Regions from separate parts of the Mus musculus genome. Here region 1 is linked to region 2. The links are chromatin loops, found by intact Hi-C in ENCODE. Cell type or tissue: left cerebral cortex. All regions are shown on one strand. Each heading gives the region's core, and the rest is flanking DNA. Links, peaks and the distances in the headings are about the cores only. Region 1 has its middle 65 kb from the start of Samd3. Region 2 overlaps Samd3 (sterile alpha motif domain containing 3).

The links. Peaks named below come from ENCODE experiments on the same cell type or tissue, not always from the same donor. Only the 100,000 strongest peaks of a DNase experiment are listed, where the experiment ranks them.
Region 1: it touches region 2 in a loop (2.4-fold over the local background); 2 of 42 quality-filtered maps call a loop at or near these places.

The regions. Positions count from the first base shown.
Region 1 is chr10:26,158,529-26,170,749 of GRCm38, forward strand. No RefSeq gene overlaps it. Among named protein-coding and RNA genes, the nearest start is that of Samd3, 65 kb to the right of the region's middle. In left cerebral cortex, for the core only: no CTCF peak of the experiment used is centred there; a DNase peak (open chromatin) is centred at 6,199; H3K27ac peaks cover 374 bases.
Region 2 is chr10:26,235,639-26,247,859 of GRCm38, forward strand. It overlaps Samd3 (sterile alpha motif domain containing 3), which reads left to right. Exons shown (of 11, transcript NM_001115154.1): 5 at 8,843-9,028; 6 at 9,906-9,990. Among named protein-coding and RNA genes, the nearest start is that of Samd3, 12 kb to the left of the region's middle. In left cerebral cortex, for the core only: no CTCF peak of the experiment used is centred there; DNase peaks (open chromatin) are centred at 6,007, 7,806, 8,396 and 9,003; H3K27ac peaks cover 1,800 bases.

The DNA of each region.
Region 1 (12,221 bases), core at 1,866-9,865, 77 kb before region 2:
TGTGCCCAAAGGAAAACTCATACTTGATCAAATAAATCTGCAAAAAAAAGAAAAGAAAAGAAAAGAAAAGAAATCAGTGGGAGCTTTAAATGATAAAATTGCTGGAGTATTAATAAAATCACTGATCAAAAAATTGCTTTTAGATAATGCTGACATGCAGCAAAATAAACTAACCCATTCTGAGATCATGGCAAACACTTCACAAATAATTCTGCATGGTATTACAAATCCACCACAAAGATACTGCTGGAAGTCAGCATGGTTTGTAACTGAGAGATGGCTAACTTTTAAGTTCTTTGTCAAGCTATAACATAAACCATGAGTCTGAGTGGTAAGGGTCAATAGCCATCTTAAAAAGGCCAATTGTCTATAGATTTTATGACTGACTTTAATCCTCAGGACTAACATGGTAGAAGAGAGAACTAATGCCTCCTGAACGTTGACCTCTGCCCTCCACACAAGAGCTGTGGTATGTGCACACCCCACAATAAATCAAAGTAACAGCAATAGTCCTTAAGTGTGTCTAATACTAGTATTGTTTACTGCACGTTTATTCTGTACCAACACATTCTGAACACAATACGCATATCATCTAACAGATGAGAAAGCAGAGTCATAGAGAGGGGTTAGTACTTACTCAAAGGCTCTTTCTACCCCAAGGGCAGAGGTACGGATAAATCCAGGCTCCCTAACTCAAAAGCCTAAATATTAATCTTCACGCTGTACTGCAGGGGTTAAGTTTACAGACCTGACTAGGCAATTGCATCTGCTGTGAGCTCATTATTTGGTCGAATACTACTCTGTGTGTTGTTGTGAGAGTGTTTTTTAAAAGATGTAATTATCATTTAAGCCATTAAATTCTAAGTAATTTCACCCTTTATTCCCATACTGTATGTAGATCTCCCTAGCCAGTGGAAGGCCTTGTAAGCAAAAATGAAGGTCTCCTCAGGAAGTGACTCTGCCTCAAGTCTGCAACAGAGAAGCTTTGTCCAAATTTTCAGACTGCAGTTGTTTCCATTTCTGCTTAGAACCATAGCTAATACATGTACGTTTGTATATCCTAGGGATTATATTACATAACATTATTTCCTCTAATCCTCTTTCCAATACTGTGCCCTGGGTAAAATAAGCATTGCAAATATTTTTGAGATAAGGAAATTAAGCCAGCATAGATGGATTGAGCCCATATCATAGTAAGTAATAAATCCTGAATCAAAACATAAATAAAAGGTACCAGATCTTCTGGAGCAAGTGTCATGCTTGGCAGCTACAAAAGCATTCAATTTCTTCTGGTATTTAGGTGGCCTTATGACCCCATTTGTGAATATACTTATATATTTGTTAAATCTTTTCTGAGGGGGGCAAAGGTTTTTTATTAGATATTTTCTTTATTTACATTTCAAATGTTAGCCCCTTTCCTGGTTTCCCCCTCCAAAAACCCCCAATCTCCTCCTCCCTCCCCCTGCTCACCAACCCACCGACTCCCCCTTCCTGGCCCTGGCAGTTCCATATACAAGGGCATAGAACCTTTAAAGGACCCAGGGCCTCTCCTCCCATTGATGACCAACAAGGCCATCCTCTGATACATATGAGGCTGGAGACATGGGTCCCTCCATGTGTAATCTTTGGTAGGTGGTTTAGTCCCTGGGAGCTCTGAGGGTACTAGTTGGTTCATATTGTTGTTCCTCCGATGGGGCTGCAAACCCCTTCAGCTCCTTGGGTCCATTCTCTAATTTCTCCATTGGGGACCCTGTGCTCAGTCCAGTGGTTGGCTGAGAGCATCCACCTCTGTATTTTTCAGGCACTGGCAGGACCCCCCCCCCCCAGGACACAGCTATATCAAGCTCTTGTCAGCAAGCATTTGTTGGCATTCACAATAGTGTCTGGGTTTGGTGACTGTATATGGGATGGATCCCCAGGTGAGACCGTCTCTGGATGGCTTTTCCTTCAGTCTTTGCTCCATACTTTGTCTCTGTAACTCCATAACTCCTCTCATGGGTATTTTGTTCCCCATTCTAAGAATTAGATGTATCCACATTTTGGTCTTCCGTCTTCTTGAGTTTCATGTGGTCTGTGAATTGTGTCTCCGGTATTCAGAGCTTCTGAGCTAATAACTATTATCAGTGAGCATACCATATGTGGGTCTATGTGTGTGTGATTGGGTTACCTCACTCAGGATATTTTCTAGTTTTATTCATTTGCCTAATAATTTCATAAATTCATTGTTTTTAATAGCTGAGTAGTACTCCATTGTGTAAATGTACCACATTCATTTTCTGTATCTATTCCTCTGTTGAGGGGCATCTGGGTTCTTTCCAGCTTCTGGCTATTATAAAGAGGACTGATTTGAACATAGAGGAGGGTGTGTCCTTATTACATGTTGGAGCATCTTCTGGGTATATGCCAAGGAGTGGTATTGTTGGGTCCTCAGGTAGTCCTATTTCCAATTTTCTGAGGAACCACCTGGCTGATTTCCAGAGTGGTTGTACCATCTTGCAATCCCACCAGCAATGGAGGAGTGTTTCTCTTTCTCCACATCATTGCCAGCATCTGCTGTCACCTGAGTTTTTGATCTTAGCCATTCTGTCCAGTGTGAGGTGGAATCTGAGGGTTGTTTTGATTTGCATCTATAGGGTTTTTTGAAAGATTACTTTCTTGCTTTTTCTAGGATATAGTTTCCCTCCTGTGTTGGCCTTTTCAATCTATTATCCTTTGTAAGGCTGGATTTGTGGAAAGATATTTTGTAAATTTGGTTTTGTCACAGAATATCTTGGTTTCTCTGTATATGGTAATTGAGAGTTTTGCTGAGTTGGCATTTGTGTTCTCTTAGGATCTGTATGAGATCTGCCCAGGATCTTCTAGCTTTCATAGAGTCTGGTGAGAATTCTGGTATAATTCTGATAGGTCTGTCTTTATATTGGGACTCTTCACTCTCTTTTATACCTATTATCCTTAGGTTTAGTCTTCTCATTGTGTCCTGGATTTCCTGGAGTTAGGAGCATTTTGCACTTTGCATTTTGCATTTTCTTTGACTGTTGTATCCATGTTTTCTATAGTATCTTCTGCACCTGAGATTCTCTCTTCTATCTCTTGTATCCTGTTGGTGATGCTTGTATCTATGACTCCTGATCTCTTTCCTAGGTTTTCTATCTCCAGTGCTGTCTCCCTTTGTGATTTCTTTATTGATTCTACTTCCATTTTTAGATCCTGCGTAGTTTTTTTCAATTCCTTCACCTGCTTCATTGTGTTTTCCTGTAATTCTTTAAGGGATTTTTGTGTTTCCTCTTTAAGGACTTCTACCTGTTTACTTGTGTTCTCTTGTATTTGTTTAAGGGAGTTATTTATGTCCTTCTTAAATTCCTCTATCATCATCATGAGATATGATTTTAGATCAGAGTCTTGCTTTTCTGGTGTGTTTGGGTAACCAGGGTTTGCTATGATGGGAGAACTGGTTTCTAATGATGCCAAGTAGTCTTGGTTTCTGTTGCTTGTGTTCTTGTGCTTGCCTTTTGCCATCTGGTTATCTCTGGTGTTAACTGGTCTTGCTGTCTCTGATTGTGGCTTGTCCCTCCTGCAAGCCTGTGTGTCAGTACTCCTGGGGGACCAGTCCTTTCCAGGAGGAATTTGGGTATGGAGAGCTGTGGCATAGGTTTAGCCCTGGGGTGCAGACAGAGATCAGAAAGATCCTGTCCCCAGCTGATCCTTGGCTTCTGTTTCCTGATGGCTCTGTGAGGTCTCTCTTGGGCCAGGAATTTGAAGAGCAGTGGTGGTTTTACCTGGGTTCACAGGTGTGTAGGCACTCCTGGGAGACCATCTCTCTCCTGGTGGTATCTGTGTATGTAGCTCTGTTCCACAGGATCAGCTCTGGACATAGACAGAGACCAGAAGACTCTGTCCCAGGCCACCCCTCAGTTCCTGTGACCTGAGGGTTCTGGGTGGATTTCTCTGAATAGGAAGGCTCCCATTATAGACCACCCCTGTGTCCTTGGAGTTCTGGGCGGGTTCCTCTAAGCAGCAGTGGTGGTCCTACCTGCACTCACAGGCCTGTCCATATTCCTGGGAGTCTCGCTTCCTCCCAGCGCTATTTGGATATGGAGCCCTGTGGCAGAGGATCTGCTCTTGTTAAATCTTATTATTCCTTAAATGAACATATACTAGTTGTTAGATAATTAAGAGGAAAAGAACAACAATGAATTAAAGCTGTGGATAAATACCACCTCCTAGGCACTTTCTGGGGCTAATGTAACATGGAAAAAGACAGATATTCAGGAAAGAGAATCAAGAAAGCAAAATTTTCATCTCTTCACTTAGATGCATACACTGACAGAATGCACACTCTATAAGCTAGCCCTTCAAATGGTGGCACAACAATTTATGATTCTTGGGTCATGCAGCAATGGGTATACACTTAATGTCTAGTTTATCTAGCATTGAAATCGATCTCGGCAATAGCATTCTTTGCATTAAGTTGATTCACCAACTTACCCGTATACCATATAGTTTTACCTTTTATTATATATGAAATGTTAAACTGAAGGTGAAACATTAGCAAGAGTCCCCTCAAAGCACATCACAGTTAACACTACTGAAAAGAGATTTAGGTGGGGGGACACAGTCATTAACTTGAGATGGTGAGAAATCGCTGTGCAGTGAGAATTTATTAATGAGGGTTAAGTCATTCATAATATTGTAGTCACAGGCTCTGCTCAGCAATCTGATGCTCTGGAGAACTTGTTCTATGGCCCATTTCCAATTCTATCAATATATCAACTGTCATTCAACCTTCAGTCCTTTTCTCTTATTAAGCAAAACCAGCAACATGGAACTCCCTAACTGTTGTAGAAATGTTTTAAACCCAGCCCCAGGTTTCTACCCTGATTTTACCATTGAGTTCCTGGATGTGCCTTAAACAGCACACTAGCTGGGCAGGTATCTCTCTATATAGCTATTATGATCTTCTTTCCTACTGATGACCCTGACTACTACTTACTATGTTTTATCTGTGCTGCTCTTAACTCCAACTGGCCAGCGCACATGTCTTCTTGATTCCTAACCCATGGTAGTTTCCTATCTCCCACCTGCATGGTCTTTTCCTGTCTTCCTTTTGGTTGTCACCCTCCAACCCCAAGTCCAGGAAACCTAAACTCTACCTATGTCTTTTATGCCCAGCTATTGACTGTTGGCATCTTTATTTACCAATCAGAAGTAACTTGGGGCAGGATCACAGGTTCATTATGATAGACAGTAAAAGACAAAACCTCAACACCTCGCTAGCCACATCAACACACAGCCTTACTTCTCCACTTACACCTCAGAAACAGTTCCTGCTTCTACCCAAGGTCAGATTTATTTATATCTACTTTATTGATCTACTTGGCTAAGGCTATGGCATCTATTTAATATCACTGTTGCAGTGAATGTCTATTTAGCATTACCATCTAAATTAGTGAAACCAATGAGGACATGTTATGTTGGTAGGCCTCATCCAATATGCTAAAGGCCTTAAAAGAGAGGTTAGTTACCTCAAGAACAAGAATACACTTAGGGAGTGTCTTTGGAGTAAGATTTCAACATTGGATCCTGCCCAAATTCAGCCTTCCAATATCCTGCCCTTCAAATTTCAGACATACCAGCCTCCATGCCCATACAAATAAACTCCCATATAGATATGTAAACAGATCCATAGTAAGGTAAATGGATAGATAATCTATTGATGGATGGATCAATAAATGGATAGATCTATAAACAGATCTATAGATCATATAGATAGGTCAATCAATGACATATCTATGGATGATATTTGTATATAATAAGAGGGAGATGATATACAGGTTAGATATAAATGCATAGGTAGAAAGATGATGATACATAGATGGATAGATAGGTAGGTCATCTATGATAAACATCTATGATAAACATCTATGGTAAACCCAGAGATGATAGATGAACAGAGCCTGCTCATTCTCTTTCTCTGGAGAACTCTAGTGTGCATTCTTTTTCTTTGGACCCTCCTAGCTGGGCATCTCAACACTAGTCCCAACAGTAATCCACTCAAAAATAGTACTAGGAGCCAGACACCATGGCACAAATCTGTAATACCAGCTACTTGGGGTTGAATTAAAAGCCAACGTGAGTTTCATATTGAGAACATGCCTCAGTTTTTATTTTAAGTAGGTCAGCATTTATATAACACACTAGCAGCCCACACGCAGAAGCTATTGGCACCCAGAGCTGAAGACACTATGATTTCAGTACCATGTTGTCATTGTCTGTTATGTCTCCTAGAACTCCTACTTGCCCCTTTGCTATCTCCCTTGTGTATCTTACTTCTTACTAGGTATTAAGCCATCTAAAGCTCCCAAGTTAAAAAAATAAAAATTTCATATTCTCCCTAAATTAGCACCTTAGTTTCTTTTCTGCTTCACCCTTTTTATAGTAATTTGGTTTCTCCCCTTTTGTTTTCTGAATGAAGGAAAAAGGAATAAGAATAGATGAAGCATGTGAAATACAAGACTGCTAGGCATTATGGATACCAGGAAAAGCATCAATGTTTCTCCTTTTAAAACAAAGGAGGCTGAGAATAAAGCTCAGAGGTAGATTGCTTTCTGCCAAGAGCAAGTGCTGGAATTTAATTTCAGAAATTGCAAAAATATACTAAACAAAGATGAAAAACCAAATATCAGTAAATAAGCAGATATAATCAGACCCCATTACAAACTATGGTAAATATCTGGGGGGGGGGAAAAAAAGCAGAGATTGTTCCAGAGAGTTCTAGGAGAAATGCTTAGGAGAAGACACTGGAATGCATAGCATATTTTAAACATTCGTCTAAAGGAAAAAAAAAATAAAGGTAGACATGAATATGAAACAAGGCATCTGGGAATAATTCTAGATATCAGAAAGCAATTGGCTGAGGGTGAAACTTTTAAAGCCTCCTTTTTAGGGGTAAATCCAATTCCGTGTAGAAGATAAGAAAAAAAAATGAAAAGGTTCAAAAACATCTGAGAGAATACAAAAAAAAGATACACTGATATCTATACGGATGCAATTTTCAGTTGCTACATAAAGACTGAACCTGAGGGGAGTGGTCTTTAAGGGGGAAACTGGAATTGGAGAAGATGGTTTAGAAGTTAAAAGCATGTATTGCTCTTACAGAGGACCTGAATCAGATCTCTGCCCCTGTTTTGGCTCACAACCACCAGTATCCGCTATTCCAGAAAATCTGGTGTCCTTGTCTAGCCTTTCTGGCATTCACATATCTGGCATTCATTCAACACATGAATAAAAATTAGTAATTTTTCGAAGGAAAAGAATATTTAAAGCAGAAGCTAGATTGTCATTGTGAGAGTACAGACGACAAGGCTATCAATAAATATTAACTACTTTTTTTGTGCCATCATCCTTTTTTATTGAATTAATTAAACAAAGAATAAATGAACAAAATACAGTTGTATAATTATGTTTTTATTTTGCAAAGGAATCTATGCAATCTCAATGTTAAATTTTAAAAAGAGAGAGAATGAAAATGGGCCATAATTTGCCTGGGAACAATATACAACTCCTTACTTTGCCTTTTACAATTGAGCTAAAATACTATTCTGTTTTGAATAAAGTGGCTCATGATGAACATGAAGAACATAGATTAATGAAAGACAGTTGGACAAGTGTCCAGGAAGACAGACAAGTTAATCAACATTTCAACCAACAGAAGAGAGATATTAAATATTGAATATGTCTAAATTTTTATCGTTTATCCTGCTTAGAGCTGAAATAATTTTATGAAGAGATTGTATATACATATATTTCATAAAAGTTTAATAGATATTGTTCACATATGTCTCAAGTCCATTTTGGTGACTTGACCAAAAATAACTTACATGTAAATATGAACTTATCAAGGAGCAAAACTCTGACCACAAGCAAGCCCACAGAATCAACTAACCTGAGCCCATTGTGGCTCACAGAGACTGAACTGCTGACCAGGGAGCCTACATGGGGTGGACCTAGCCCTCAGAACATGTGTTACATTTGTGTAGTGGAGAGGAATTTTAATCCAGTAACATGGCTAATCTGGCAAGGGATCACATCCAAAAATCTGTGTGACCTGACTGGAATACAAACACACTCTTAGCACACACTTTTAATTCCAAACGACCATAAGGTTAGTTTGTAGAAAGGAGCAGCCATGTCTGAAAGTGCTGTCTAACTGAGGAGCAGATGAAGTGATGAATCAGAGAAAAATTTGAGAATGAGTCAGAGATGGGATATGCCCAACTCTCTTTAGAACAGTCAGGAAAGAGGGGCTACTTAATGCAAATCAAAACAACCCTGAGATTCCACCTCACACCAGTCAGAATGGCTAAGATCAAAAATTCAGGTGACAGCAGATGCTGGCATGGATGTGGAGAAAGAGGAACACTCCTCCATTGTTGGTGGGATTGCAAGCTTGTACAACCACTCTGGAAATCAGTCTGGCGGTTCCTCAGAAAACTGGACATAGTACTACCGGAGGATCCAGCAATACCTCTCCTGGGCATATATCCGGAAGATGCCCCAACTGGTAAGAAGGACACATGCTCCACTATGTTCATAGCAGCCTTATTTATAATAGCCAGAAGCTGGAAAGAACCCAGATGCCCCTCAACAGAGGAATGGATACAGAAAATGTGGTACATCTACACAATGGAGTACTACTCAGCTATTAAAAAGAATGAATTTATGAAATTCCTAGCCAAATGGATGGACCTGGAGGGCATCATCCTGAGTGAGGTAACACATTCACAAAGGAACTCACACAATATGTACTCACTGATAAGTGGATATTAGCCCCAAACCTAGGATACCCAAGATATAAGATACAATTTGCTAAACACATGAAACTCAAGAAGAACGAAGACTGAAGTGTGGACACTATGCCCCTCCTTAGAATTGGGAACAAAACACCCATGGAAGGAGTTACAGAGACAAAGTTTGGAGCTGAGATGAAAGGATGGACCATGTAGAGACTGCCATATCCAGGGATCCACCCCATAATCAGCATCCAAACGCTGACACCATTGCATACACTAGCAAGATTTTATCAAAAGGATCCAGATGTAGCTGTCTCTTGTGAGACTATGCCGGGGCCTAGCAAACACAGAAGTGGATGCTCACAGTCAGCTAATGGATGGATCACAGGGCTCCCAATGGAGGAGCTAGAGAAAGTACCCAAGGAACTAAAGGGATCTGCAACCCTATAGGTGGAACAACATTATGAACTAACCAGTACCCTGGAGCTCTTGACTCTAGCTGCATATGTATCAAAAGATGGCCTAGTCGGCCATCACTGGAAAGAGAGGCCCATTGGACACGCAAACTTTATATTCCCCAGTACAGGGGAACGCCAGGGCCAAAAAGGGGGAGTGGGTGTGTGGGGAGCGGGTGTGGCGGCAGTCCCAAAGGCGCCAGGGACTGCAGCTAAGTCATATGACTTGCACCTGACTTCCTCATATAAGACACAAACATCTTGAGTGCTGCGCAGGTGTACCAGGATACAGGTGAATCCAATTTGGTGGAGATTTGCCCCTGCTGCCCTGATTAGCTGAAGCTGCATGCCTGGTGAGGTGGCGTGGCCTGCTGTGCGTGGATGGGAACTGAAAGTATAAAAGAGTGAGAGGCCCAGGCTAGAGGGAGGATTATTATTCAAGAGAGGATTACTATTAGTGGGGAGATATAAAAACAGGGGAGATATAAAAACAAGGGAGATATAAAAACAAGGGAGATATAAAAACAAGGGAGAGATATAAACAAGGGAGATATAAACAGGGGAGATATAAACAGGGGAGATATAAACAAGGGAGATATATGGAGAAAGAAGAAACAGGACTGAATAAATGTGTGCAGAAGGATCCTGTAGCAGCGTCGTTCTTCCTGGCCTGTTGAGTGCGCGCAACAAGTGGTGCTGAAACCCGGGAAAAGAAACATCTTCAGGCAAGAGCGAAGGGAGGATTCAGAACTGCATAACGGGGAAGAAGGGGTTAATAAAGGTTCCTGTGAAACAGACTGTTGAGAAGGATCCGGCGTGGATTCAGAACTATTCAGCTGGGGAACGGTACTGATGAAGAGAAAGAAGAAAGATGAAGACTGAGTAAACTGCTGTTAGAAGGACTGGTGGTCGTGTCGTTCTTGCTGGTCGAGAGCGGGCGCGACAATTGGTGGCCCGTACGGGGAACCGACTCCCCCACCGAGTTCAGAACTTTCAGCAGTCAGTGGTTGCCGGCAGGGTAAGTTCACGGTGAGTGAAACTTGCGACCCCAGGAGTTTGGGAAGGACCTCGGATAAAATAGAGGTGAGCATAAAGTTGCCAGGAAGTAGGCACAAAGTAACCCAGGAGTTTGGGAAGGACCTCGGATAAAATAGAGGGGAATATAAAGTTGCCAGGAAGCAGGCACAAAGTAACGATAGGTTCCCGGTTTTGGGATAAGTTAAGGTTCCCGGTTTGGGGACAAGTTAAGGAACTATGATAACCTCAGTGTAGTGATCAATAGATCCTCGCTGTGTAGTTATGCTTTTTTCTCCCATTGACCCTTTGTGGGTAGGTCTGATAGTTTTGGTCTTGTTTGTTCTGATATATGGACTCTGTTACTGTTTGAAACTGTGTGTAGAGGCAGTCAAGACAGGTCAGAAAATCCTTACAGAGCAACAAGAAAGTATGTCGGAAGAGAAGGGCTTAAAAAGAAAAAGGAAAAAGAAAGGAGACACAGTAAAATCAGGTGAACAGAAAGGACGAAACAAAAGAGCGAATTAGCTTCTGTGCCTCCTCCCTATGCCTCCTCAGCAGTGAAAACTTGACTCTCGTATTGACCCCCCAGATGGACACACAGGTGATTGAGTTTATGGTCTCATCACCACGAGGTATTGTGTCCATCCCCCCTGGGGATCGAGTAGATCAGTGTTGACGTGGGCGAGAGGGTCTGTTTGTGTGTTTCCACAGGACCAGATGGAACCTCTTTGGGTGCCGGAGAGATTGGTGAGACGCTGCAAGAATGAGGCTCCTGATCCAGTTGCCCCTGTGGATGTGGTGGATGATCCCACAAGCACAAAGGATGGAGCCGAGATGAGAGATCCTTTCGGTATTCCAGAAGCCGATACCAGCTCGACATGACATTCAAATTTTTCCACGCTTTTTGATCCCTGAATTCCCCTTAAAGAGATAGCCCCGCTGGCCATCTATCCCTTGCTTCAGGGAAGATGAGCGGGGATGAGAGCCCTGGGATGTATGCTTGTTATAGTGTGTGTGTTTTTTGTGTTTGGCACATGTGTTAGGTGCAGAGTGTGCGGCCCGCACTTTCGCCATGGTAGCGTAGGCTTTTGCTGCAGTGGAGGCGGGACAATCTCCTCAGATTCGGTTTGCCGCTCTAAAAGAAATTATGCTGCGTTATGCCGTGGGGTGCGAGGCTAAGCACTGCACAGAGGATAGCTTGCTGTTGGCATCCTGTGGAAGGCACGTCTGATTGCATGAAGGTTCAGTGTCCTAGTTCCCTTCCCCTAGGAAAAACGACACGGGAGCTGGCCAAGACCTCTCTGGGTGATGAGCCTAAGGGATGGTTTTGTGTAGGGCCCCTATGCTTGCACACTGGGGATCAGACCTCTACCTTCACCCATGAGGCTTGCTTGCAGCAATTAAGATCTGGCCATAAGTTAATTAACATCCTGGCCTTTTGATGCACCTGCCGCAAGCAAAACACAATCTCCCCAGGAGTGGCTTGGCATGATTGAGAGGTAGTCAGTGATAAGACTCCCTGGGCATGTCACCAACCTAAGACAGGGATCAAACCAATGCTGTTTGTCACCCAAGGACGGGTAAGGGGCATGGCTGCGGGGGGCTATCTACAGACATTCTCTCTGCCAAAAAAGAAAAAAGGGGGAATTGTGGGGAGCGGGTGTGGCGGCAGTCCCAAAGGCGCCAGGGACTGCAGCTAAGTCATATGACTTGCACCTGACTTCCTCATATAAGACACAAACATCTTGAGTGCTGCGCAGGTGTACCAGGATACAGGTGAATCCAATTTGGTGGAGATTTGCCCCTGCTGCCCTGATTAGCTGAAGCTGCATGCCTGGTGAGGTGGCGTGGCCTGCTGTGCGTGGATGGGAACTGAAAGTATAAAAGAGTGAGAGGCCCAGGCTAGAGGGAGGATTATTATTCAAGAGAGGATTACTATTAGTGGGGAGATATAAAAACA
Region 2 (12,221 bases), core at 1,420-9,419:
AATTTGTACCCTGCTTACAAAAGTAGACAATGACCTTGGTTTATTAAAGTCTATAGTCCCTCCTCAGACTATAACAACCATAGAGACGGTGACTGGATCCTTTTATTTTATAAACAGAATTTATCTTAGCCTCTGGCACCTTAAAATCCAATCAGACTTTCAAAATTGAGCTGATGACTGTGAACCGAAGAAAGGCAATAGACTTCTGGAAGACATGATATATGTTTGAATAGCAATAACTTGGTTTTTAGACCTTTTGAAGCATTCAGTACCAAATATGCTGATCCTTCCAAACCACTTCTGGGTTTATTTCCCATTAACTTATTACAGGCAATACATTCAAAAGTACTTACCCACTGGACTTTCATGAAGTCAACTGATTTCAAGAGGTAGGAACAGGTTACAGAGCAAGTGCTAATTTGAGGGCTCGGTTCCCTTCTACTTGCCTCCCCAGAATTATGTCTGTGACTTCCTGGAATGTAACACCACATGGCACCCGTGAGGCCTCAGTGGTGTCCGTCGTAGCTAAGCACATAGTACTTGCCACCAGGTCCCACTGAGGCACCTGACAATCTTGGGGGTACTCCCCTGCTTTTCCCTTGTGTTTTCCACGGAGACTCTCTGCACATGAGAGCTGACCTTGAGAGGCTTCAGTCTCTCCTGGCTTTGTCTCTGGGGAAGTCTGTGGTTGTAATTAAATCAGATGTATATCCCAGGGAGTGGGACACTGTGGCAGTCTGGTGCAGCAGACGTCTCGTGGGTGACAGGTGGGTGATCCTGTGCCAGTTACTGAATGGTTTAAATACCTTTCTATGTGCAAAGACCATTAGGAGACATCGGCATCATGTGCTAGTGATGTGCTAGAAATGGTTTCTTCTGCAGTGGTATTCTTTCTTTTTTAAAATCTACCCCAAATCTCTTGCAGTGCCCAATAAGACAGGGGATCGGATAAACCGAGGTCTCCCACATGTTGCTTTAAAGACTCTCTACTTGAACTTTAAAGACATGGGCAGACGCTCTGCTTCTGCCTTGGGGCATAATTACAAGTTAGTCATGGTTTCAAGCATATTTAGAGATTGTTTTAATGACTTTTCTCGTGGTCTGGCTACTGCTGTGTGATGGACTAGAAGGAGCTTCTGCATCTACTCTGCCACGCAAATATCAACATTTCTGATATATTAGTTATAGTTGTTATCATGCGGGTATCTCAGACAAGAGACAGCAACACAGCTGTGTATGCGTTCTACCCCAGAATGTAATAAGGGAGGGGTCAATAAAGCATGCCAGCCTGGTTAGAGTTTCTAGCACAGGTTCTGATCAGATGTGCAGTGAGACTTCTCAGCAATGCTGGTGAATAAAACCAGGGCCTCATACATGCTACGTGAGCACTACCACCATGCTATGTCTCAGTCTTGTGATTAGCATTCTCAGCTCCTATATGCTTCTGTCCTTGGCTCTGTTGTCCAAGAGTCATGGGAGGTGAGTACCAGAGACTAGTCATCCCTGTGTAGTGTCAACAAATGTTCACTATTTAAGAGAACAAGTACTTTCTTTATGTACTTTCTGTGTGTGTGTGTGTGTGTGTGTGTGTGTGTGTGTGTGTGTGTGTTTTCCATTGGGTCAAATCTGTGTGACCAGATTAGAAGACTGAAAAGGCTTGCAGGAGACCCTTGTAGTTAGAGAGCAGGTCTTGAGGCCCTCTGTCATACCAGGTGGTTCACACACAGCTCTGCAAGACCTATGAGCTGAGAGAGGGGTAAATGTAAGTATTATATTAGCATGTTAACCCTGAGATGGCAGGGTTAGTAAGGCTGGGGACCGGGACAAGCAAATAATTGAGAGCTCAGTTTTGAAGCCTGGCTTTGTCACTTAACAGTTGAGTGAGATGTTTCCCGGAATAAGTGAGCCTGAAGTCATCTGTAAAATGAATAGAATGGTAAATGGTGTGTTGTATGAAAAGTTCTTAGGACCTGGCATACAGATGGCAGTCATAAGATTCACGTATCTTTTATATTATCTAGCAAACAGTGGGTCTAATGAGATTCTGGTCTCAGCTCTCACAGGTTGTGATTCCAGGTGGAAGAGCAAGGTTACACCAGGATGCTTGGGCAGCCAGGCCTCCTGGGACTCAGGATCTGGGACAAAAAAGGCAACTTAACACTGGAAGGTCTGAGAGTGATGGCAGAAAGCAGGACAAGGAGTCCTATGGGCCAAAGAGAGGAAGGGAGAAGCTTCCAGACCTCATAGTCAGACCTTGAAAACATTACAAGGGCATCAGAGAGCACATCCACAGGTGGCTCTCCTACCCAAAGGTCTTTGTTTGAGACCTATTAGCAGGGAGTAAGGCTACTTTTTTCATGGTGAAAAACTTCCAGTGTAAAATCATATAATAACAACTATGAGGGAGCTTGTAGATAAAAAATAAATTTACCCGATAAACCTATAATTCTTTGTGTAATATCTGCTATTTCCATTAAATAGAAAATACTTAAGACTGCTGACCTAAGTCAGGATTAAACCATCAGTTAACCCTCCAATATGCCAATGTTTCTGAGTGCTTGTTGCATGCTAGGTATTGTTGGAAGCGTTGAAGAAGCAGCAGGAAGTGACATCTGCTTCGTTGACCTTGTATCCTGCTGGGCTACACAGTGAGTTATGGGCTAACTGGAGCTACTCAGAGAGACCGTGCACCAACTCCATCTCAAAACTAAGAATAAATAAATTGACAAATAAACAAACGGTAGCTAATTCAGAGCCAGCGTGAGTAACTATAGCCTAGAGCACAAATCCAAGTTACTCTGAGTGATATGTGGAAGATGTTATGGAAATTTTAATAACAGAACAAAGAAATACAGCTAGCTGGGCTACACAGAGCAAGATAATCTCATCTGTAGGTTTTAGGTGTCGTAACTGTCTTGTCTTTAAGGGCTGTTGGAAGCTAGTGTGGTCTGCTAAGTTTAATAATGCATTCCAAAGGCTTTACTTAATAGTCACACAGATGTTAAGGCAGACAGAGAAGTTTGAAACAAATGACTGTGAAGGAGACTTAGCTAAGAACGGTTGGCTCCAGGTGGGCAGTATTCAGTCTCACCCCATATTTACGAAGTTGTAGTCACTTTGAAAGCCCTTGGGGTTTTCAACAGGCATGAGGGCTTTTCAGATCAGAGCAGCCTGTGGGATCTGGTCATTCCATTCAGTCCCTGGGGAGTATGAACTTTGTCTCCCTTCCTCTCTGGGAAGTCGTATTAGTGCTGCCTCTGGTGGTGGTGACACTTTTTGTCGTTGGCATTCTGGTGGGTTAGTAGTCAGTGGCTCCCTTGTTGGGTGTGGGCTGTTCTAATACAATGGAAACATGCTTTTGGAAAGATGTGAATTTTGTGTGTTTAGCCACAAGTTTCTAGAAGAGTTTCTATCTGTAATGTCAGAGTTTTGTTTGTTTATTTGTTTGTTTGTTTGTTTGGAGGCAGAGCCTCGTGTAGTCCAGGCTGCCCTCAAACCTGCTCTGCAAGAAAAGATGCCTTACTCCCCTCTATCTTTGTCTCCCAAGTTCCAGGTTTACAGGCTTGCAAAAATCATGCCCAGTTTTTACATCATCTTATGTTTAACATTTCTTTCCTTCACACATTCCTAGATCTTTCTGGAACATAGCTATCACAATCCATTCCACACAGTGAGGGCAGAATGTTACTGCAGCCTCTGGCCACAAAAACTTGGCTTTGCACACAGGGAAAATGAAGTAAAATATATAAAATGGATTGACTTTCATTCTTACATTTGAGCCAATAAGGAGAGAACTTTTTTCTGTATCTCCTTTTCCACAGCAATATGTAGAGAAAGAATGGGACCACACACACACACACACACACACACACACACACACACAAAATTTAACTTAGCTGTGAGTCCCTGTGAGATGAACTGAGAGGTCACAAAAATCACAGTTCTTACTTTTCAGGCTCTTGTTACAACCCAGGGGCCTGGTCTTCAGTGATGGGGTCCTTTCTCAGCTCTCAGGGCAATATTCCCTGTTGACCTAGAAAAGAAAAGAATAATTTTTAAAATCCTAATTTGCAAGGAGTTCTGATATACAGTACAGACATCAAGATAGGAAAGAATATTCCCAAGTCCACAGGGTGGGTTCTAGAGCAGGTAGGGTTGTTAATTGGGGTAAGGAAGCACACAGTAGGGCTACCAGAGTGGGGAAGAGCATCCACCTGAGGAGAGGCTTAAGCTAAGCTTGGAAGTGGGAGTTAAAGTTAAATAGATAAATTAGCATCTCTTTCCTTCACCCTGGAGTGAGGCATTCCAGATGTTTTTGTAAGGGTCATACCTTGCTATTTTAAACACAGATCTCTGCTAGTAGATACTTGAAGTTATACAATCAAAACCCCGATTAATGTGGCAGCATAAACCACCACCGTGAGAAGTAGATGATACAAGAGATGCAACATGGGAGAATTTCATGACAACTGGAGATGGGGAGTAAAGATGAAAGAAGTCAAGGCTTTTCTAAGAGGAAAGTATATGGTAAATGTAACATGAAATCGGACATTGTGTTAGCCACATCAGTTATCACAGGCGGAGTAGCTTGTGCAGCACACATTTATATTCTGATTTTAGAGTCTCAGATTTCAGGTCAGAGTGGTGACCAGTTCATTCTCTGATAAGAACCAATTCGTGCTCTACGAACGGCCATTGTGTTGGCTAGGTTTATGTCAACTTGACACAGCTATGGCCATATGCGGGGAGGGAGCCTCAGTAGAGGAAATGCCTCCAGATGATCAGGCTGTAAGTAGACAAACCTGGAGAACATTTTTTAACTTAGTGACTGATGTTGGAGAACCTAGCCCATTTTGGATAATGTTACCTTTGGCTGGTGGATTTGGATTCTATTAGAAAGCAGGCTGAACAAACTATGAGAAGCAAACCAGTAAGCGGCCCCCCTGCCATGGCCTCTGCATCACCTCCTGCCTCCAGATTCCTACACTGTTTGAGTTCTTGCCCTGGCTTCCCTCCATAGACCCTGATTCTGTATATGTCAGCCAAATAAAACCCTTTGCTCCCCAAGTTGATTTTGGTTATACAGTTTCATGACAGCAGTGGTGACCTTAACTAAGAGATCCACCTTCTCTTTACTTCCTCACATGACCTTGAGAAAGAAGATGCACTTCTAGTATCTCTTCATAAGAGAATAATGAGTCTCACTCAACCTCCTGTGCCTCATCTAGCTCAAGATCCTTGCACAGGGCCTGACTCTGAACACAGTCATGTCACATGGGTTCAATATATGGAATCTAGGGAGAAGAGGAATCTATGATCAAAGCCAAGATAAATGCGGGCTTTAATCTAAAACGAGAGTCAAGTTCCTTTTTTTAAGATGATAAATTATTTCAGATGCATGAAAAGAGAGGTAAACCGTGTCAAACTGTTGACAATAGGTGGGAAAACAGAGCGAGTATTGGGGTATGGACAAATGCTTAGCAGTTAACAGCGCTTGCCGCTTTTCCAGAGGACCCACACTAGGTCCCCAATTCCTCCATTGAGTAGTTCGAAACTTGTAATTCCAGCTCCAGAGAATCCGAAACCTCTTGTGTATCCACACACACAGGGCATGGATACACACATAACCCATAAATAAAAATAAATCTTCAAAAAATGAGACTTGGTGACAGGAGCATTCTCAAAGCAAGGATTGAGGGGAAGTGAATAGGATTGAAAGCAAGGCACAGCGCTGCCTGGATGCATTGCTTGGAGTTTAAGTGGGGAGTTGGATGCAAATTTTTTCCATTCACTTTTCTCATTTTTTTTAAACAAAAGCATCGTACATCAACCTTGCTGAGGGATGTGTCTGCCCCACTCAAAGAAAGAATCCCTGTCTTGATGTAACAGCTAAGTCTCTTCTGCTCTCTAGAGATACTCAGCATTTTCTGTGAAGGTTTTCCCTAGCAGGCTGATACTCCGTGGAGCCTGTTCTGCACTGAAATAGCATTATTACCCTATGTGAACCCCACTAAAGTGTAGGTAGTCTGCTTTTTGGGAATAGCTGAATGGGTTTTCATTCTTCTCACGCTTAGACAAAGTTAGAAAGCCAATGAGTCTTTTATGGGAACTCTCATCTCATCATTTAAAAAACGGATGCAAATTTAAAAGTGTAATGTTTCCGTGGGGCAGGTGAGATTACCAATAAGAAATAGGGATGATGGATAGGTCAATCTGCTTGCTCAATGATTCCACATTGTCTAAATATTCTATAGGTATACCACAGTATCACTTTAATCTCATAAACATATACTACAATTATTATTTGTCAGTATCTGAAACAAATTTGAAACTGTAGCAATGATACTGTCATTTGTCAAATTGCTGGCTTTATTGTAAATTTTATTATGACCATATATTTTTATCACTGTATGAACTGAGCAGTTAGTAAGCAGTATGCTGTCAAGCTGGGATCACATTAACATATTTTAAATGGCTCGGGGGTTATTTTATACCCAGAATTGAAAATTGAGCTATTGGTGTGGTGATAAGCTTGACAGAGAGTCCAAACTTCAAAGTCAAAAGAGAAATATTAGTGTCCTTTTAACCTGGGAGTCTTAGTACAGGACAACCTGCTGGTGCTATGCTAAACTCTAGGTTGCTAAAAGCACTGGGAGTAACTTTAACATCTTTTAAGACGTTACATATAATTTTATAGATGGAAAGTAGCTGTAGCTGCAGCTATCTACTTCCCATTATGAATATATTTGTTAGGGTTTGAAAGTCCTCTTTCTTGCATAATAGTCATTTTCTCTAGTGTTTGTTTGCATTGCTTAGGTTATATTCAGACCAAAAATGTGTTGCTTGAATGGAAAGAAAGGAAAAATTTTGGTGTCTTTGATTTGCTTAATCTGTCTAATTGAAACATGAGGGACTATTATCTTCAGTGGATCCTGTCTGAGTCATGCTGCATTCTGAATTTTTTAAAGAATTAATTTATTTATTCTGTATATGTATATGTATGTGTATGTGTATATGTATATGTATGTGTATATATATATATATATATATATATATACTGTAGCTGTCTTCAGACACACCAAAGGCCATCAGATTCCGTTACAGATGGTTGTGAGCCACCATGTGGTTGCTGGGAATTGAACTCGGGACTTCTGGAACAGCAGTCAGTACTCAAATGCTGAGCCATCTTTTCAGCCTCACATGTCTGAATATTTGACAGAATAATTTCATGCCTTATAGTCCCTACCATAATGAGGACAAGGGGACAAGAAACAGAAAAAAAATAGGTGCTAAAAAAAGAAAAATTGTACTAAGTTCTATTTGATACCATTGGCATACTGAAGCTCTCTGTTGATGGAATGAAGTGAGCAAAGGTGACAGCAAGACTAGAAGGCCACTGAGAGTTTGTGACTGGGTTTGTCACTAAAAATTTACTGGAGAAAGCCGTTGGTGTGGAGCTGTACTGAAGACTCCTATATCACCGGCCTTCTAAGACTGTGGGGACAGCATAAAGACTAGTCCTCAACACTTATCTGCACACCCTCTACCCCTGTTTATGTATGTAAGAGACAAGGAGTCTGGCCATGGAAGAATTGAGATCATGGGAAGAGAGAGGGGCGGTATAGGGCAGCTGGCATACGTGTTGGCAGAGTGGGTGAATGTAATGAGAGAGGAGCTTACTGAGAAATAATTTGAGCTGAAGTAGAAATTTATGTCTCAGAGTTGCTTGTTGCTATATTGAGTCCAGTATGAAATTTTTGGTATGCCTAGTGTAGTCAGAACATTTTTCTCCATGGGTACAGAGAATGCCAAAGGGAGGATATGCGCCAGAGATTACCATAAAAAGAGACAAAAAGGCCTTCTGCTTCCCCAGTTCCCACCTTCTATGCACATGCATTCTGATAAAGCATGGCTTATGGTACTAAAGGAAGCATGGCTTCAGCTGTGCCCAGAGAACTGACCTACGGAGACTCATGTAGGCATGTCTCTCTTGCCCTGTACTCTGCTGGCCACTGTCGCTCACCTGCAGCTCATTTAATCCTGTTAGTGAGCTAGGTTGACAGCCCCCAACTGCCTTTGATTAGTGGTAGCTTCTAAATGCTATGCTAGAGCCTTCTTCGCATTTGCATATCTAAGGACCAACCTCTGATTTAAGGTTTCAGTGTGGGTCTGAAGCTCAATTTTATAAACCATCTTATTGATGCTTAGCTCATATGGCCTAAGATCCACAAATTTCAAGGGTACAGCCAGTTAATCTTAGTAAATGTATGTTTAGCAGATTTTAATCAGCATTATCACATTCCACGTGGTTGCCTGCAGCCTGCCACAGCAGATAACTGACAAAACATTATAGTGTCTGTCCCTTTGCGTAGTATCTTCCTATGACTGGAGTAAAAACATTTAACCTTATTTTAGTGTAGAGACCAGCTTCCCCATACTGAAATAGCCAAGGACCAACCGAATCAGGTGATCTTGTATTTTGCTACAAATAGCAGCAGAGTAGATAAGATTTTTCTTAACTGGGAACTAAAACTAATGCATTTGGCTTCTCTTGCTCGGCAGAATTGCAGTTTACATTTTCTGTCTGTTAAGTATTCCTTTTGATTTCTAGATAAGCATCACAACTTGGCTCTTCAAGATATATGGAGTAATATTCTCCAACATTATGCTTAATTTTAAAGCCTATGTGATTATGGCATTTCTTCTAGGATGAGAAGTATTTATATGGTCTATTTAGGTGTTAGGGAAGTGGTTTATAGCCTAGATTTTCAGAGCATAGGGAAATAATATATTACATATAGATTTGAAACAAAATTTTACTCTTTGTGTTTTTATTCTACAGAAGAAATGTAAAACATGTTCTAGCAAGGCATAAAGCATTACAGTGGACTAAGTCCTACATCTTACCGGAGTTTCCCTATGATGTCAAGTGCATGTTGGTGGAGCAGAAGCGCCCCGACCACAGCATGCGGATAAGGATCATTGAGTTTCTCCAGGCAGATATGACTAAGTACCTGGAAGGCTCGCTGTGAGTAACAGTGAGGACATGCTGAGTGGAGGAGGGAGCTGTGCACAGCGAACAGTAGAATTTGTTAGGAACCAAGTTCTCTTGGCTTATGGGGAAATAGCAAATAGAAGTTCAATATGTGCAGATTTAGGAGACAGACTGGGGTTATTATCTCAGTTGGTTAAATATTTGCTGCATAGTACCAAAACCCATATAAAAATTTAGGCATGACTGCACATGCTTGTAACTATTGCTATAGGCTTGAAGGGCCAGCCAATCTTATCTAACATGACCCAGGTCCCAATGAGAGACCCTGTCTCAACAGCAAGGTGGACACACATGAGAACAATGTTAACTTAAGGCCTCCAGATCTGCACACAGAAACACATACACACACGGAGAAAGAGCACATACTAACACACATACATACACCACACACACGTACATATGCATTTACCCTACACACAAAAATGAGGAGAGGGAACATACACTAACACATACACACCACACACACACACACACACACACACACACACACACTACAGACATACATGGGAGAGGGAATGCACATTAACGCATACATACACACAACACACTAACATACACATACATATATACACGTATACTCTCCCCACACACACAGGGAGAGAGAACACACACTAACACAAAACACATACACATACACACACATACACATACATACACACACATATGCACACTCCTTGCACGCACGCACACACACACACATACACACACACACACACACACACACAGACACACACGGACACACACACGGATACCATAGTAAGAGAAAGTTTAGAAACCTGTGTGTGCTTTAGATTCACCTTAACTGGGGGCTGCTGGAAATGAATTCTCTCTTATCTGTTGTGGTAAACAGGTACCCCACCACCCAGCAGTACAACGACGTGGTCAATGCTCTGCTGCAGGCCCACCCTTTCCTGGATGAGGACGGCTGTGGCTTTGTAAGTGACTATGGGCCCACCACACTGTTCATCGCAATCCATTTGAGATTGGAGCTTTGCATTTTCCACTCTGGCTCTAATATCTTCATTTTCTTAATTTTTCTTTTAACTTTAAGATTATATTTATATCATTGATTCCCTTCCTCCCTCCAACCCTTTTCATATGCTCCTTGCACTCTCAGATTCGTGGCCTCATTTTTATTGTTTTACATGCATATTCATATGTGAATATATATTCCTAAATACAACTGCTCAGTCTGTATGATACTGCCATGCATATGTTTTCAGGGCTGTCCACTTCGTATTGAAAAACCAGCTACTGCTCTCTTTCCCGGCAAAGACTATTTCTCCCACTCTCAGAATTTCTTAGTTGCTTGTAGTTCTTTGTGTAGAATTGAATTTGTGTTCTCACTTGCTCTCTCTCGCTGTGTGTGTGTGTGTGCCTGTGTCTGTTTGTGTGTGTATATATATATATATAATGTATCTCTCTGCCTGTGCATCTATCTCTCTCTCTTAGCTTCCATATCTTTCATTTCTTTGTCTTAGTTCTCTCTTACCTTCAGCTGTGAGTCACCATCTTTCTGCCCCTCTCCTAAAGCCATCTGGGAGGTCCTATGTGACTGAAAGTGCCCAGCAGGAGAACATAGCTACATCAGAGAAGTGGATGATGGAGGGAGTGTTTCTTGCTTACTGATCTAATCAAAGGGAAGTTGTCTGGAAGCCCTTGAAGGGCTTTGCGGTCTTGTCCTCATCCTCCCTCTTTAACTCTGCTGTCTGGATTAGGTAGACTCTAAGGAAGCTCCACAAAACAGTTCCATGGAGTTTACCCTTCAGGAGCCTCAGAGATTCTGAGGTAAATGATGTGAAGATAGATCCTGCCACCAAAGCTTTCGAAAGATTCCAGAGCTCTAAGGAGAACAAGGGTTGAGGACTGCTGCTCTAGCATGCTTAGAAACTGGGCATACAAACAGACATATTAGCATTTGGCAGGCTGAAGCAGGAGGACCAGGAGTTTGAAGGCAGCCTGCTGCTGTGTCAAGCAAAACAAGAGGGGAATCTTCATGTCATCATTGTACAAAGGAAACATGCCTAACATTATTGAACTGTACACCTAAAAAGTCCTTTAAAATTGTAACAAAGAGTTGAATGTTCATCACAAGAAAAGTATGATATAAGAAACAACCATGAGAAACTGGAGGTATGTGGAGCTGAAGATATATTGCTACACCTGTGTCTGTCCTTATATAAATCCACTTTGGTGAACATGGTTAACATGATAGAGTCGGTATCTTACTGTCTTAAGTACACATAGGCAAGGAGTTTTTTTCTCACGCCCCCCCCCCCCGCCATCATTCTCTCCTTTTTCTCTTCTTCCCTTTTCCCTTTCTCTCTATCATTGTCCCATTTTCAGGTAAAGGCTTAATATATATGAACCAAGTCAGAAGATTCTGAATGACAGAAGGCCTTAAAAAGTCTCATTTTCCCCTCCAAACTCAGAAAAGATGTGGCATCCCATATCTGTAAATAATAGCGAGTCAAGACTAGAATTCAGTCACGCTTGCTCACAAAGGATGCCATCATTTTAAAAAAATTGCGATTCTGCATGTACGATGTGCTATAAACTGACTCAATTTTTCTCTTACTAAAATCAAAATAGTGTAACCAAGCGACAACAAAAAGTCTAGGATTCTGACATCTCCAGTCATGGCATTGTACGTAATACTGACCCTCTGTGCTTCTTCTACATCAAGATACAATATAATGTCCATCTGATCAGTGATGTGGTGTACAGAATTTTAGGCATGTCTCTATCTCTGTAAATCCCACATCCTTAGCTTCAGTCTCTGACACTGCACTATGTGGTTAGGCGCAGGGTGATGCATTTGTAGTGAATGTGAACAGATTGCTTTCATGTCACTGGTCCCCAAGCAAGACAGGTTTTACCTAGCACACTGTTTCATATATCCCAGGGGGCACAGAGATACTTGAAAATAAAGGGGAGTATTCCTAATGAGTCTTACACATATAAGCAAATAAATAGCTATATTTTTAAATTCTATTCTGTTTCTCTTCCTCTCTCTTCCTCTGTCTCTCTTCTTCTGTCTCTCCCTGTCTTTGTTTGTCTCTCTGTCTCTCTCTGTGCACTCCCACCCCCACCTCCTGCCTCTCCGTAATTCAGGTCACCAGGCTTAGCTGCTAAGTGCCTCCACTTGCTCAGCCATATTTCCTGC